2 separate regions of the Homo sapiens genome follow, and region 1 is linked to region 2. Evidence: read pairs that join two places in POLR2A ChIA-PET (ENCODE). Cell type or tissue: A673. All regions are shown on one strand. Each heading gives the region's core, and the rest is flanking DNA. Links, peaks and the distances in the headings are about the cores only. Region 1 has its middle 54 kb from the start of PTGFRN. Region 2 overlaps ATP1A1 (ATPase Na+/K+ transporting subunit alpha 1).

Evidence for each region. Peaks named below come from ENCODE experiments on the same cell type or tissue, not always from the same donor. Only the 100,000 strongest peaks of a DNase experiment are listed, where the experiment ranks them.
Region 1: POLR2A ChIA-PET joins it to region 2 with 30 read pairs; 2 of 35 experiments call an interaction of 5 or more read pairs at or near these places.

What each region holds. Positions count from the first base shown.
Region 1 is chr1:116,854,739-116,857,652 of GRCh38, forward strand. No RefSeq gene overlaps it. Among named protein-coding and RNA genes, the nearest start is that of PTGFRN, 54 kb to the right of the region's middle. In A673, for the core only: no CTCF peak of the experiment used is centred there; a DNase peak (open chromatin) is centred at 1,333; H3K27ac peaks cover 1,485 bases.
Region 2 is chr1:116,385,351-116,388,264 of GRCh38, forward strand. ATP1A1 (ATPase Na+/K+ transporting subunit alpha 1) reads left to right here. Exons shown (of 23, transcript NM_000701.8): 4 at 1,938-2,141; 5 at 2,781-2,894. Among named protein-coding and RNA genes, the nearest start is that of ATP1A1, 14 kb to the left of the region's middle. In A673, for the core only: no CTCF peak of the experiment used is centred there; no DNase peak of the experiment used is centred there; H3K27ac peaks cover 2,204 bases.

The DNA.
Region 1 (2,914 bases), core at 181-2,680, 470 kb after region 2:
CAAAAAGTAAAAGCTAACACCTTCATTTATTTCCAAAAGCAAGCCCAAATCAAGGATCTGTTGTTCCTGAAACAGCCACATAAAATCATTTAAACCACGTTGTCCACCAGAAACAGAAATGCAGAAATACCTCAGGGAGGCCACTTTGGCAGTTTTCTTCAGGGCTCCTATTACAAGCATTAACAAGGTGAATGACCCCTTCCAGGCTGCTCTGTCTCACCTGCCAATTCCTCTACTTTCTTCCCCCACACTCCTTCCTTCTCCCCACGCTTCCACAATGCTGCACCCTTTTTCTGCTTTTTTATTTCCTTTCTATATTCTACTTCTGTTTTCTTTAATCTCTTCTCCCTCTTGAGCACTGGACTTGGTTTCCTGAATCTTGCAGGGACAGATGCTGTACCAGTCAGAGTTCTTGGTTTCTGACACCAGAAATCGACTCTGTTAAGCAGAAAATATTTATTGCAGAGCAATCAAGTAGTTCACAGAATCCACAGGAAGCCTGGAGAATCTGGCTCAGTAAACAGGCAAAAACCAAGGGTGTTGGCACCAGAAAAGACAGCCAAGGTCACACCACTGAAAACCACATGTCTGGGACAGTGCCACCAGCACCACGGTCACCAGCCACTAACAGCTACCACTGCGCCCAGGCTCTCCTGAATAATGGTTCACTGGCTCTGAGGGCTTGTTTCATTTCCTCCAGATTCCCTATCCAGGCTGGGAAGCCCACGGCCAAGGCTGGGAGGGCTGGCCTCATGAGTTGCTCTCCAAGAGCAGAGCTGTTGTTCTGGCTCAGACCAAAGCAGGGCGGGGGCACAAGCTTCAGTGCCTAGAAGATCTAGCATGAATGCAGGAGAAAGTGGATCTCGAGAAATACTGGCAATGAGAGAGCACCAGGTGTCACAGACACTACTCATTTTAAACCTGCCCTTTCCTGGTGCACAGATAGGGAAGTCTGTGCTCCCAAACTAAGTGGAATAATTTTGGGGAAAGGAAAGATATTGAGTGGGATGCAGGTCAGTTATGCCAGTTTTGGAAAGACAAACAATAAAGCAAAATCCGGCTGATGCTGTAGCCCTGTGCAGTCCACTCAGTTATTCCATACATACTTCGTTCTAGACAAAGCAAGGAGCTACCATTGCTAATGTGAACACTTCATTTTCAGGTTCTATTTAGCCAATTTAAATTCCAGCTCCTAAGCACTATTCCTTTGACTTCCCACATCTTAACCCTTAATGGGTGAAGGCTAGCCTCTTTCTAGGGATGAAATTTGTAACATGATTCCAAGCTCAGCGCAGGGGCCTCCCTCTCTCCTCCTGCCAGCTGGTCCCAATTATGAGCTGGTTTGGGTAATTTGAGAGTGTGGAGGGTGCCTGTGCAGTAGGAGGAGTATTTTCTAAGCACTCAGCTTCCCAAGCCCAACTAGAACTAATAGATGCTTTAATATTCTGAATTCTGAGGGGATTTGTAATGGTTTTCCAAAAAAGGAAATAAAATGTGTAAATAAAATCACTTGGTGGCATGCCTGGTAACCACTGCAAGTGCAGAGTGAAAAATCAAGTCTGTAGCATTCCAGCAAAGCTCCAACTTTGCCTACATTTCTTGGGCAGCTACCTCAGTTTTCCTGTGTTTTAACAGAGGGGGCCTGTGTGGCTGCAAGTTTTCTTGTGAGAGATGACACCAGACTTTGTGAGAGATGACAAAGACTTTTGGGGATCTCCAGCCCAGATTTTAAAGGGCTGAGGATATATCTGAGCTCAATTTTGTTATTTTCAACTTAATGTTTCTTGAGCATCTATTATATCCGACACATAGCACATTCTGGGAATTCAAAGCTGAAAAAAGCTCAGAATCTACTAAGATGGTTCTCTTTCAACAAGCAGCATTCCAAGGGTAGAAGAGTTAGCCCTTGGCTGGGAGGAGCATTTTGTCACTTACATTGTTCGGAATTGCCACGGCTCATGTGATTATACAAACCAGATGGCATTTAGTTGGTTTTATTATTATTATTATTTTATTTATTTATTTTGAGACAGAGTCTCGCTCTGTCGCCCACGCTGAAGTACAATGGCGCGATCGCGGCTCACTGCAACCTCCACCTCCCAGGTTCAAGCAATTCTCCCGCCTCGGCCTCCTCAGTAGCTGGGATTACAGGCACCCCCCATCATGCCCGGATAATTTTTTTTTTTTTTTTTTTTTTTGTAGAGACAGGGTTTCACCATGTTGGGCAGGCTGGTCTTAAACTCCTGACCTCAGGGGATCTGCCCACCTTGGCCTCCCAAAGTGCTGGGATTACAGGCATGAGCCACCACACCTGGCCAGTTTTATTATTATTTTAAAACCCTGTACAGACTAATGCACTCCTTATTATCTGAACCTGGTCTGACTTCTCCCACTGTCTCCACTGCTTCCAATCATTCCTCCCAGTTTACATCATCATAGGCAATCTAAGTATGTGCAGGAGAAAAAGAAAACTACATTTGAAGACATAAATGTCACCAGAAGACGAGTGCCCATAGCTGCCTGGGCATGTGTTCCATTAGCTGATTAATGCCAATTATAGTTACTTAGACATTGTCCTTTTGGGTCTTATCTGAGACATTCTCCCGATGCACACAGGCTAGTCCTGTTAGGAGCAGATTTATATTCCAGGGACAGCACAGTCTCCTGGTGACGCTAGCAGGTCCTTAAGTCATATTATCAGCATTTGTAAGCCAGCTCCTTTTTCTTACTAAGTTATTATTTAATGTCTTTGGGCCTAAGTGTTCTCATAGGTAGAGTGTGGATAAGAGTATCTTTCCTGGAAGAAATATTGTAAGGATTAAATTAGAGAATACATGTAAAACCATGTGGCACGTGGAAAGCACTCAAATATTTGCTTTTATTTTATTTTATTTTGTAGCAACATAGTCTCACT
Region 2 (2,914 bases), core at 268-2,767:
GCGTTATGTATCCTTGTTATGTAGAGGATTTTGATATTAAATGTGTAACAAATGTTATAAAAGTAAATAGTCTAGGGATGTCTTATTTCCAGATAATCACTGAAATGTCTGGGAATAACTTGAATAGCAAGCCAATATGTAGCATTTTTTCAGTAAGGCATCAAGAGACATGGGTACTGTGGTATTCTGATATATATTGGTTTTTGTCCACAGTTCCTGGTTCATAACTCCCATAGCCCTTATTACAGTCGTTTGTTATAATGTTGGGTGTGTTAGACCTCAGTGGCAGGCTTCAAGAAACAGGATCTCTCTCCTGCCCTCCTTTTCACCTGTCGCAAGGCAGGACTCTAATCTTGTTCCACTTTTCTGATTTTCCAGGTAGATAGTGTTGGAATTGAATTGGAGGAAACCTTGGTGGTGGGGAGAAACCGCCACACCTTTGCTCACAGAAGTCATCTTCTGTGTTGATTGTTGGGGTGTAAGAGTAGAGAAGAGGCCGGGTGCGGTGGCTCATGCCTGTAATCTCAGCACTTTGGGAGGCTGAGACTGGTGGATCACCTGAGGTCAGGAGTTCGACACCAGCCTGACCAACATGGAGAAACCCCGTCTCTACTAAAAATACAAAATTAGCCTGGCATGGTGGTGCATGCCTGTAATCCCAGCTACTCGGGAGGCTGAGGCAGGAGAACTGCTTAAACCTGGGAGGTGGAGGTTGCAGTGAGCCAAGGTTGTGCCATTGCACTCCAGCCTGGACAACAAGAGTGAAACTCCATCTCAAAAAAAAAAAAAAAAAAAAAAAAAAAAAAAGGAGAGAAGAACAAGGTTGAGAGCGTTTTTCTTGACACAAGCACTTTAAGCTCCAAGAGGAGGCCTCGAGTCAGCTCAGAACAACATGCCAACAGTGACTCTGTGCTTACTTTGTGCCAGGCAGTCTCTAGCCACTTCACATCTCACTTAAGTTTTTATTAGAGTCTTAATGAAGTGTGCTCTCTCCGACCTATGCCCATTACTCAAATGCTGCGGGTCTATTTCTTTACTTATAAAATGAGGTTAATAATGCCTAAAAAAGGATTGTCATGAGAATTAAACAAGTTAATTAAAGCACTGAATTCAGTTCCTGGCATGTAGATAGCACTCAAATGTTTGGTAACATGAGCACAAAACACAGATAAATAGATACTTTAGACAAAAATATTTTATTTTTTTTTTGACTTGTTATTTTGAGAGTATAAAAGTGATCATATTTTCCTCTCTTAATGAGAGCTTATATGTAATTGCCTGCTGTCAGTGAATCTTGGGTTTAAGGCCCATTAGAAAAATAGCAGGCTTTAGTAGAGTGGTTTTTTCCAGTGAGTACTTTTCAGTCAACAGGTTTATTGGGAGGTGGCTAAAATGCACATGGAGGTGAGCCCTTCCCTGCCAGACAAGCAAAGAATCAAGCTGTATATTTAAAACTTGGCTGTTAACCCAAAGGATTTCTACAGGAAGTTTTTTTCTCCTTTGATGTTTGTAGAGGGGTTTTTTTTCCCCTCCCGACAAAATCAATACACAGAAAACCCAAAGCTCTTAATTTGCAAAACTGAATGGATTTGTGAAAATAGATACCTTTTTGGCAGAAATGCAATTTGGCATTAATCCCTTGATCTAAAACTTAGAAGAAACCAGGCTGAATTCAAATTTATTGATGGATCAATTTAAAGAGTTTTAATCTGGGTGTTATGAGTTCCTTGGGCCTATTGTTTGCCTGAACCCTGTGGGGACTGGCTCATCAGCAGAATTATTCATGGAGGAATTTGCTAGGTTTTACCTTGGCTCTCTAGCTTGGGACATTTTGTTTCTTCCTTAAATCCTTATTGCAACCGTCCAGCTACCAGGTAGGTATATTGCCTTGTAAGTGCTGGTACAGTTTGCCTTATTTATATTCCACTGCTTCTCAGGGATTAACATCTGCTCGTGCAGCTGAGATCCTGGCGCGAGATGGTCCCAACGCCCTCACTCCCCCTCCCACTACTCCTGAATGGATCAAGTTTTGTCGGCAGCTCTTTGGGGGGTTCTCAATGTTACTGTGGATTGGAGCGATTCTTTGTTTCTTGGCTTATAGCATCCAAGCTGCTACAGAAGAGGAACCTCAAAACGATAATGTGAGTTCTGTAATTCAGCATATGGATTTGTAGTACACATCAGATATCTTCTCCGTCTTTGTCTCCCACTTCTTCTCAATTACCACTCATTACTTAATGGTTATGAACTCATTACTTAATGGTTATGAACAGCTGTTGCCTTCAAGGCTCATCCATTCTTCCTTCGTTTCCATTTCCTCTCTCTACCACCCACGTTGTAGATGCTCTTACAAGTGGGATGCCCACCTGCATGTGCTGCTGTGAGCAGGCAGCTCTGCTCAGGCCCCGGCCGCCACCCACTGGATGGCAGAGCACAGCGATTCATGTTGGCACATCCACCTGTCCAGAAATGCTTGGTGGCCATTCTTCAAAATCCACAAGTTGGTTGAAAAACAATCTTTGTTTTATAAAGCAGGAGAAACTGATGCATCTAGAACCTTTCCAAACGTCCAGTTAGTGATCAAGTGTTGGTGTGCCTGACTCCATTTCTGACCCTTCCTGTGTGGTCTTTAGAAGGATAAATAAGAAAACATGAGTTCTATATTTCTGAAATCTTGGTTTCTCTATTAAAAATCTGTTTTTTATTCAGTCAAAAAATTAATTGAATGTCCCTAATTATTGTGTAGAGCCACGGGCCCTAACTTGTCTTTTCCCTTCCAGCTGTACCTGGGTGTGGTGCTATCAGCCGTTGTAATCATAACTGGTTGCTTCTCCTACTATCAAGAAGCTAAAAGTTCAAAGATCATGGAATCCTTCAAAAACATGGTCCCTCAGGTACCAGACGCTTTGTCCTT